2 separate regions of the Homo sapiens genome follow, and region 1 is linked to region 2. Evidence: read pairs that join two places in POLR2A ChIA-PET (ENCODE). Cell type or tissue: A673. All regions are shown on one strand. Each heading gives the region's core, and the rest is flanking DNA. Links, peaks and the distances in the headings are about the cores only.

The links. Peaks named below come from ENCODE experiments on the same cell type or tissue, not always from the same donor. Only the 100,000 strongest peaks of a DNase experiment are listed, where the experiment ranks them.
Region 1: POLR2A ChIA-PET joins it to region 2 with 5 read pairs; 2 of 35 experiments call an interaction of 5 or more read pairs at or near these places.

The regions. Positions count from the first base shown.
Region 1 is chr1:115,195,835-115,201,214 of GRCh38, forward strand. No RefSeq gene overlaps it. Among named protein-coding and RNA genes, the nearest start is that of NGF-AS1, 85 kb to the right of the region's middle. In A673, for the core only: no CTCF peak of the experiment used is centred there; a DNase peak (open chromatin) is centred at 3,307.
Region 2 is chr1:115,480,424-115,485,803 of GRCh38, forward strand. No RefSeq gene overlaps it. Among named protein-coding and RNA genes, the nearest start is that of NGF, 140 kb to the left of the region's middle. In A673, for the core only: no CTCF peak of the experiment used is centred there; no DNase peak of the experiment used is centred there; H3K27me3 peaks cover 390 bases.

The DNA of each region.
Region 1 (5,380 bases), core at 322-5,321, 280 kb before region 2:
TAGCCAGGATATGTATTTCTGTTTATTTTTTGTTTTGTTTTGTTTTGAGATGGAGTCTCACTTTGTCACCCAGGCTGGAGTGCAGTGGCATGATCTTGGCTCACTGCAACCTCTGCCTCCCAGGTTCAAGCGATTCTCCTGCCTCAGCCTCCCAAGCAGCTGGGATTATAGGTGACCGCCACTAAAATTTTTCTACTAAATTTTTTGTATTTTTAGTAGAGATGGGGCTTCACCATGTTGGCCAGGCTGGTCTCCAACTCTTGACCTCAAGTGATCTGCCTGCCTTGGCCTCCCAAAGTGTTGGGATTACAAGCATGAGCCACCGTGCCTGGCCTGCTTTTGTTTTACTATTTAGTTTTTTTTTGAGGACTTTAATTACCCTGATATAGTTTATAGAAATATAGGAAGCAATATTTTAAAATGTAATTAATATAAAAGCATGTAAAACTCCATCACTACATCCTTAATTGTGGGGGAAAGGGTGGTACAATCCATGACTACACAACTTACTGTCAGTCAGAGAAGTACCTGTGAAATTCATAAAAGCATAGAGGGCAGTTCTTTTCTTCAAGTTCGGTCCAATATTCCATCCCACATAGATTCCACAGGAGTGTAGTGAGTAGCTCCTCTATGCCAGCTGACCCATCCTGGCTCCCCATCTGTCATGAGATCCTTTTTCTAGGCCAGGGATGGCAAACCACACTCTGCACACTAAATCTAGCCTGCTGCCTATTTTTGTATATGATCTGAGAATAATTTTTACATTTTTAAATGGTTTTTAAAAATGTAAAAAGAATAGTATTTTGCAGTGTGAACATTTTATGAAATTAAAGTCTCATTGTCCATAAAGTTTTACTGAAAGAGGGATGCTCATTTCTTTATGTATTATGTGTGACTGCTTTTCTCCACAATGGTAGAGCTGTGTAGTTGAGGCAGAGTGAATTCACACAAAGCCCTTTACAGAAGAAGTATGCTGACCCCTGCTTTAACCCTTGGGGAAGCCCTATGATATCCAGGTTGTAAGGAAATCTCTCGCTTTTGGACACTGTCTTTCCCTCCCCAGGGGCCCACCCTTCCCGATTGTGCTGCTTCTTCTTGGCACACTTCTCAGCCAGTCACCCCTGACAGCCCGTGGATGACAGGGAGTGGGGCTGGAGGCGAGGATGAGAAAGGAGCAGAGGAAAAGGGCTCTATCCTTGTCTGGTCGCAGCCTGAAGTCACCATACAACCACTAGCCCTTCCATGCCACTGGGGGCAACTCTGTCATATCTTTTCTGGATTTATAATCTAGAAGAATTTCTGAATCTTTCTCTACCTTGAGCTTATTTTAGTCTCTCTTTATGCCTAGCCTCAGGAAACGAGGGGATTTAGGGGAGAAAATGTAATCTATCCTGCCACAAATGCTCTCCCTATGATGGGGATGAGAATTCACAATGTAGAAGGCATGTTGATGATCACACCCTCTTACCGCCAACTGACCTACTTCTTCTGTGAACACCACCTAAATAATGCTGCTTCTTTGGCTTTGTCAATTCTGTTTCCCTGCCTGAGATCTGCCCCTCTTCTCCACCTAGGTCCCGTTCTTCTTTAAAGGGCTGCTCATGTCCCACCTCCTCCATGAAGCTTTCCCAGACTGTGTCTGTGACAAAGCCTTTCCCGAAGTTTAAGTATTTCCTTTCTACTTCTCACTGGGCTCTTGGGATCATTAAAGACAGTCCTGCCAGTTGATTTCCATACCTCTCATCTCCATCCCTATGATCACCATCCCAATCCAAATGCGTCTTACTTCTGAACCCTTCAAGGTAACCCCTAACTGCAGCCAGGCTTGTCCCGTGCAAGTTTTCCCTCCACAGGGAACCTGGAATCCCACAGGGCTGCAGAGGCCTTATCTGAAATGTCACTCTGGCTACCTTAATGCCTGTCTCCTCAGTTTCAAATCCTCTGTTGCTCTCCGGATACGGTGTACAGAACCGCATATGAGTTGGTTCCTACCCACCTCTCCAACCTCATCCCCTGCTTCAAATTCTGTGCTCTGGCAAGACTGCACTGCTTGTGGTTCTCTAAAATGCTATTGCATGTGTTTTCCTCTCTGCCTGGGATCTTGACTACATTCCGCCCAGTCCCTTTTTCCTAACTAACTCCCACTTATACACTAAGGTTCAGCTCAGGAGCCAACCCCCTTCAAAAATTCTTCCTAGACTTCCCCTCTTCCCACACCAGATTGGATGAGGTGTTTATCGATCTGTGTTCCCATACACCCAAGGCTACGATCGCCACACTATATTGTATTAATCTGTTTCCATTATTGCTTCTCCCTCACTGAACTATAGTAAGGACTGTGTCCTATTTATCTTCATACCTCTAGTTCTTCTTTTAGTCTCTGACTTACAGGAGGTGCTAGGTGTTTATTGAGTAGAAAAAGAGATCGATAATAAATTCTTTTAAGACAAGGTAGTGTTTTATACATTTTTATATCCCTAGGACTTGGCTCAATACCTGTTTTTGCTATGGATAAGGATGATTCCAGGTTACTGTTCCTTGTTTTAAAGATGTCGCTGCAGACTCCTGGCCAAACCTGTGGCTCACAGCAGGCCTAGCAATATTCTCAAGCACACTTCTTGGTTCACACTATGTAATCATGACAAAATTAATTACAGGCTGAGTGGCTGCTCTGTGTGTACTAGGTGTTTAACATATAATCTCTAATTCTAAACACAATCCTACAAGGTTAACATTATTCTCTGCCAGAGAAACTGAGACAGAGGGAAGTTAAATAACTTTCCCAAGATCATACAACAAGTCATTGGCAAAAGTGGGATGTGAATCCAGGCTTGTCTGTCTATGAAAGCCTTAATATTTCTGTTATCCCTTTTCCTATCTAGAGTTTATATTTTAGCAACATAAATGAAACTATAAAGTAAAGGTTTATAGTTTAGAAAAAGGAAAGAAAAAAAGGGAAAGTTTGGTTATAACCCTGCCACCTGAAAAAAATCCAGCTGTTTTAATTTGCCATGTGTTCATCCTGTGTGTGTCCACATGTATATCAAGTGAATTTGGTAGACATGCCATTTGTGTTTTGCTATCTTTCTCTCTCTCTCTTTTTTAACCAAACGTTACATCAGAAGCTTTTTCCAATGTCTGGTCATAGTCTTTGTGATTGTAATTTTAACGACTTGCTCTTCATTTCTGATCTTGACGTTAATAAGACTCTCCCAACTCCAGTGGCTCCCCTGTCCCTTCTCCTTTCCAGTCACTGCTCTGTAAGTGCATTTGGCTTTTATTGGAGGCAGCTGTGAAGAGAGTGCTGAACTCGCTGCCAGAAAAGTTGGACTGAGTCCCAGATCTGACAGTTACTAGTTGTGTGACCTTGGGCAAGTCAGGTTCATTCAATTTCAAGCTCCTCCTTTGGTCTGTGAGCACCTTTAAGGCAGGGATTATTTTGTTTCTCCTTTGTAGGCTCTGTTTCTGGCACAGAGTATGAGATCAATACATGCTTGATAAAGTCTCTCAAATTCCTCATCTGTAAAATGGGATAATTACACATATTCCTTAAAGATATGGTAATTAAATGAGGCTTTATATACACACACATACACATACACAAACATACATTCTCCGCAGTTGTAAATCATAGTATAAATATAAGTTGTTATAACTATTATCATTGCTGGTTTTATACAATTCATATAAAAGTCCACTCAATTATCTGGAAGAGCAGCAAACTTCCTGACTGAAAGCCTCATCTTTCATCCAGATGTTTGGTATCCTGTAGGCACAGTAGACCACAGACTTAAAGGAATCAGTGCTTATGCTGACTTGTTTGTACTGCTTTGACATGATGTCGTCTGCCTTGACAATAGAGGCTGCATATGTTTAACTTGCTGGGTATAACACCATGCACAGCCAGGACCTAAATAAGTGCACTTTAGCGTGATTAAAGTGAGAGATGTGGAATGTTTTTTAAAAGTTCAGGTCCAAGTGACACAGCAGTTTGCAACAACTCATTCTAGTTGGTGCAGTCATTTGCTGGGGGGCATACTAGGATAATTGGGTTTATCCACAAGGAAACAGTCCAATAGTGTGGGAGCAGTTTTCCATTTTTTCCAGGTAAAAAGACAATGGCTCTACAGAAACGAAAGGAAATCGTCCAGAGACTTGTGAAATAATTCTTATCTCATCTGTTCTTGTGATAATAATTCTTTTTCACAAAATAAGTCCTAAGAGCCAAAATTTTCCATCATCTACATAATATCAACATTGTAATTCTCAGTATTAACAAAGATTAAGTTGTTTTCAAGGCTGGTTGACTCAAAAAAACCCAGAAACATGCTGGCAGATAACACTGGGAAATAAATGCTTTTTAAAATTTTAACATTTTATTTAGAGTGTATTATTGTTATTTGCAGGAAGGTTAATACAATGCAAGCTACTCTACCATTACTAGAAGCACACTCTTTCATACTGCTTTTAAACTACATTAATCAAATGAAACAATATTTTAAAAGTACACACCTGAAAAAATGACCACAAACAATATGTGTGATGACTGACAAACTAGAAAATCTAGAGGAAATTGATAAATTCTTGTAAACACAATCCCCCTACTTTGAATCAGGAAAAAATAGAAATCATGAAGAAATCAGTAAGAAGTAGTGAGATTGAATCAGTAATGAAAAGTCTGCCAAGAACAACATAAAGCCTAGGACCAGATAGATTTACAGCTGAATTCCACCAGATATTTAAAGAAGAATTGGTACCAATCTTAGCGAAACTATTCCAAAAGATTGAGAAGGAGAGAATCCTCCCTAATTCTTTCTACAAAGCCAGTATGACCTGGATACCAAAGCCAGGAAAGGACATAACAACAACAACAACAAAACAGAAAGCTACAGACCAATATCCCTGATGAACATAGATGCAAAACTTCTCAACAAAATACTAACAAACCAAATATAAGAGAATATTTAAAAAATTCACTATAATGAAGTAGGTTTCATTCCAGGGATCAGAGAAGGTTCAACATACACAAGTCCATAAATTTGATACAACATATAAACAGGATTAAAAACAAAAACCGCATGATCATCTCAAGAGATGCAGAAAAAGCACTTGATAAAATCCAGCATCACTTTATGATAAAAACCCTTAACAAACTAGGACTAGAAGGAACATGCCTCAGAATAATGAAACCGTATATGGCAAACTCACAACCAACATCATACTGAATGGGGGAAAAGTTGAAAGCATTCCCCTAAGAACTGGAACAAGACAAAGATGCCCACTTTCACCACTTCTATTCAACATAGTGCTGAAAGTCCTAGCCAGAGCAATTGGGCAAGAGAAAGAAATGCAAAGTACCCATATGAGAAAAGAGGAAATC
Region 2 (5,380 bases), core at 236-5,235:
TCTCAGGAGATTCAGCACCAAGTGCTGGCTGACAGACCTATTCTTCCTTAGGGGACAGGGATAGGGTGAGAAAGGGAGGTCGCATTTACAAAATAAAAAGCTCACATCGTTAGTAAGACTGTCAAGGCTCCAAGTAGACCTAAGGTTAGGTCAGCACTGACCTAACATGCCATCTGCCAGTCCAGCCCCTCTGAGCCTCAGTTTCCCCACCTAGAATTGGTTCACATGCTCTAAGACCCCTTCAGCTCTGTCACACTGTGCCCCATAAATTCCATGGTTCCTTCTTCCTTGTCACCCTGCCGAGAGAACCACTCTCCCATTCCGGCACCTCGTGTCTCTTCTGGAGTGGAACTCAGAGCCCTGAAATATCTCTAACCACTAAAGCTCTGGGGTGGGTGCCAGCCTTGGTACCCTGCTTGTGCTGCTGATGCTGGACAAGCAGGGCAAGAGGTAGAGCAAAGAGCACTCTGCCTGGCAAGCAGAGAGGATGCTGGTTGGGATGCACTTGTCCTTGGCCACTCCTGTTCCTCTCTAGCCACTTTTTAATTCATGGGATTTTTTTCTTTCAGGGCAGGGTTGGGAAAGTGAGGAGCACATAGAGACTTCACTCCATCAAGTGGTACAGAAATTCCTTTACTGCCAAATCCTACCCACTATGGGCAGACCTAGAAGAAGTAAGTGTGCCTGGGCTAAGTGCCATTTTGTTTTTCTTGGACTCTCTAGTCTTCCCCAAGTGTTGGGGACAGGGTAGGGCATTAAGATCAGTGCTGAGATCTTTATTAAGTGGGATTCTGTGTGGTCATGCTTAACATTCAAATGAGCACCCTCTTTTGGGGCCAGGGAGCCATAGGCGAAAATCAGGGAGACCCTGTGCCACCCACACATGTTCTTCTCCATGCTAGTGCTTTACTGATGGATGCTGTCACCAACATGCCGGTGGCTTGCTATGTGTGTGACTATGTCCTGGCACATGGGGAGTGGACTGAGTTGCTGATGGACTGTGAGAATTAAGCCAGGAATTTCCAGCTGCTGCAAGCACATGGCTGTGCCTCCAAACTCTAGTGCACTTTCTAGAATGGGCTGGGCTGTGAGTACATCTAGGACATGGCGATGGGGCTTGAAGCACATCCATGGGCCCTGGCTCTTCAGGTGAGCAAGGTGCCCAGGGGACAATTCATCTCCATTATGCCTCAGGCCTTGGGCTTCAAAATCCTGGGCCAGCTTCCTTGGTATAGAGCAAGGTCCATGGATAAAGTCATGAAGTCTGTGAGTTCCTTGAAATTGCATGAAAAATGTGTTTATGTGCTTTGCTCTGCCGAGAGAGACTACAGCTTTCTATAAATTGTCAGTGGGGTCTGCTGGAAAAATGAGGTCTGGAGGAAGAAAGTGAGAATTTTGCTGAGCCTGGAACTAAAGGATCTTGCTCTCTAGGGATACACAGCAGGGATCTGCTTCCTGGCCCCAAGTCTCAACCCTCTGCCTACCCCACATGTGACCTGGAAACATCCTGGAGCCCTGAAAGTGAAATCTGAGCCAAATCCCTAGCAGACTCAGGGCCCTTGCCCCTCTTCTCCTTTTGATAAAAACTTACCTTTTCAGGGAAAATAGGCTCCATCTAGGGTGAACATGTTTCCACCAGAGAGATGCCATTCCTCTTCCCATTCTGAGCTCCTTCTGAGCTCCATGACAAGGTGAGAGCCTAGTTTTGGAAAGCTGCTGAGGCTTCCTTTCAAAGGCTCATAGGAACTTACAATGCCCAGGGAAATCTTTCTACTAAGTGCCTAGGTGTGTAGGTCCCAGGAACTGGACTTAGCCTTCGAGTCCTATGGATGCCTCCATGGAGTCCAGAAAGGGAGAACGAAAGAGCCTGTAATACAATCTTCCTCCTCTGACTGTACCAGGACAGGGATATCAGGCTGTATTCTTCTTCTCTTCAATGCCACACCTCATGTAGAGGGGACTCAGACTACAGTGAGGCCCAAGGCAGGTTGAGGTTTGCTCCTTACAGCAGGGACAGCAGCACAGGGTTCTTCCTAAAATTATTCAGATCTCTTGTCTGACCCAAGGGGAAGCACTCTGCATACTTAGGTATAGACCAAGAAGCTTCTTTGCTTTTGAGGATTCTGAACAGAGCATGAACTGAGAATTTCCTTGAATATCAATATGGCTTGTTATCTGGAATAGCAATGAAAGTAACCTCAGCACTCACCATTTTTATCCTGTAAAGCCTCAGCAGGTGGATGTTGGGGGTGGAGTGAAGAGGTATATGAGGAGGGTGGTTCTCAGAGGCCTTCTCCTCCCTGACTTGATCTCAGACATACACCTTCACCCCAGAAAGATAATTGTCTATCCTGATAAAATCATTAAGGAACCCCTGATTCCTTCACCTATCTCAGGTTTTGACTTTGTCCTAAATGCAAAGGACTTTGGAGAAAGTCCACAGGAAAACCTGAAAATAGAATGCTGGGACTTCTGGTTTCTAGTCCAGCATTTAAGGAGCTTGGAAGTTGTCACTTCGGTTTACACAAGAAAAAAGCTGAACAAACTAGAAACCAACAACTTTTTTTAGATCCACCAGAGAACTGGGGTCACAGAGTAAACACTGTAATTAACCAATTGCTGGAGTTTCAGTGTGGACAAATTTACAGTTAAAAACTCCAGGGAGCTGGGTGCAGTGGCTCATGCCTGTAATCCCAGCACTTTGGGAGGCCGAGGTGGGCGGATCACTTGAGGTCAGGAGTTCAAGACCAGCCCGGCCAACATGACGAAACCCCACCTCTACTAAAAGTACAAAATATTAGACAGGTGTGGTGGTGCACGCCTCTAATCCCAGCTACTCAGGAGGCTGAGGCAAGAGAATCACTTAAACCTGGGAGGCAGGGGTTGCAGTAAGTCAATATTACATCACTGCACTCTAGCCTGGGCGTAAGGGTGAGACTGTCTCAAAAAACGAAAACAAAAACAAAACTCCAGGGGTACCTAGTCATGATAGGGATGGGGCACACTTTTGTGAGTTTTATCTCCAGGAGCTCTACCATATTCTCACAGTGAAGATCAAAGAAGAAGAATCCCCTTGTACTTCTGTGAGATGGGGAGGAAGATAAGAAGAAGTAGCCATTTTGAAACACTCCCAGAGCACTCTGTCTTAGCAAGGTCTGCCCTCAAAACAAAAACAAAAAACAAAAACAAACTATTTCACCAGAGCCTAACTTACTGATGTTTTACCAGAGCCTAATGGACTTGGGGAAGGAAATTTTCCAATTCCAGCCCCATCTAGCCTTTCTGTCTCACCTAAAGAATGGGACTGGGTAGAAGGTAGGACTCAAAAACACTGTAAAGTTGATAGCCCAGGGGGACGGGCTCATTTAGAGACTGAGACTTAATCATATGACTATAAGATGCTTCCCTTCCACTCATACCCCACCACCATCTCCCTAAAGGCCTATTTACCTCAGTTCCTTTTCCCAGTACATCATGTCCAGCTTTCAACAGAAAAGTACAAGGCATACTAAAAGACATAGTTTGGAGAGATAGAGTGGGCATCAGATACCTAGACTCAGATATGACAAGGATGTTAGAATTATCAGACTACAAATTTTAAATAATGATGAGTAAATATGCAAAGGGCTGTAATGAAAAAAAGTAGACAGCATTCAAGAACAGATGGGTTATATAAGCAGGGATGGAAATTCTAAGAGACAATTAAAAAATGCTAGTTGAAAAACACTGTAACAGAAATTAAGAATGCCTCCCAGCACTTTGGGAGGCCAAGGTGGATGGATCACCTGAGGTTGGGAGTTTGAGACCAGCCTGACCAACATGGAGAAACCCTGTCTCTACTAAAAACACAAAATTAGCTGGAAGTGGTGGCACATGCCTGTAATCCCAGCTACTTGGGAGGCTGAGGCAGGACAATCGCTTGAACCTGGGAGGTGGAGGTTGTGGTGAACTGAGATCATGCCATCGTACTCCAACCTGGGCAACAAGAGTGAAACTCTGTCACAAAAAAAAAAAAAAAATGAAGAACTTTTTTGTTGGGCTCATTATAGACTAGACATGGCCAAGTAAAGAATCAATGAGCCTGAAGAAAAGTCAATAGAAATTTCCAACATGGAAATGCAAAAAGAAAAGTTAATAAAAAAGTATAATATTCAAGAAATATGGGGCAATTACAAAAGGTGCACATAATGGGAATGCAAGAAAGAGAAAAAAGAGAGAAAAGAACAGAGGAAATATTTAAAGCAATAATGACTGAGAATTTCTCAAGGTTAATGTCAGACACCAAATCACAGACACAGAAAGCTGAGAGAACACCTAAAAGTATAAATGCCCCAAAAAATCTACACCTAGGGATGTCATATTAAACAGAAGAAAAACCAAAGGCAAAGAAAAAGTTTTTAAAGAAGACAGAGGGAGAAAAAAATGCATTACCTATAGAGGAGCATGGATGAGAATTACACTGGACTTCTCCTCAGAAACTATGCAACAAGAAGAGAGTGGAGTGAAAAACTTTGTGTTGGAAAAAAACCCCTGCAAAACAAGAATTCTGTATCCAGATAAATTATCTCTCAAAAGTCAGGGAGAGGCCAGGCACAGTGGCTTATACTTGTAATCCCAGCACTTTGGGAGGCCAAGGTGGGCAGATCATTTGAGACCAGGAGTTCAAGATCAGCCTGGCCAACATGGCAAAACCCCATCTCTACTAAAAATACAAAAAATTAGCCAAATGTGGTGACACACACCTGTAATCCCACCTACTAGGGAGGCTGAGGCATGAGACACATCTGTAATCCCACCTACTAGGGAGGCTGAGGCATGAGAATTGCTTGAACCCAAGAGGCAGACGTTGCAGTGAGCTGAGGTCCTGCCACTGCACTCTGTCTCGAAAAAAGGAAAAAAAGAGGCAGGGAGAAATAAAGACTTTCTCAGACAAACAAAAATTGAGAAAATTTGTCACCATAGACCTGCCTTGCAAAAAATGCTAAACAAAGTTCTTCAGAGAGAAGGAAAATGATAAGTCATAAACTCAAATCTGTATTTAAAAAGGAAAAAGCATTAGAGAAGGAATAAAGTAGAATAAAAGCTTTCATTTTTTATTCTTAATTGATTTAACAGATAATCCTTTGTTCAACAGAACTATAGTAACAATGAATTCAGTGATTATAGCTTGTATGTAAGTGAAATAAATGACAGTAACGTTATATGAGGCTGGAAAGATACTCTACGATGTTAGGTTGGTGCAAAAGTGATTGCGGTTTTTGCCATTAAAAGTAATGCAACCAACCTAATACTTGCACTACCCATGAAGTGTTATACCCATGAAGTGTTATAGTGTTATTTGGACGTGGACTTGGATTATACTGTAAACTCTGGGGCAACC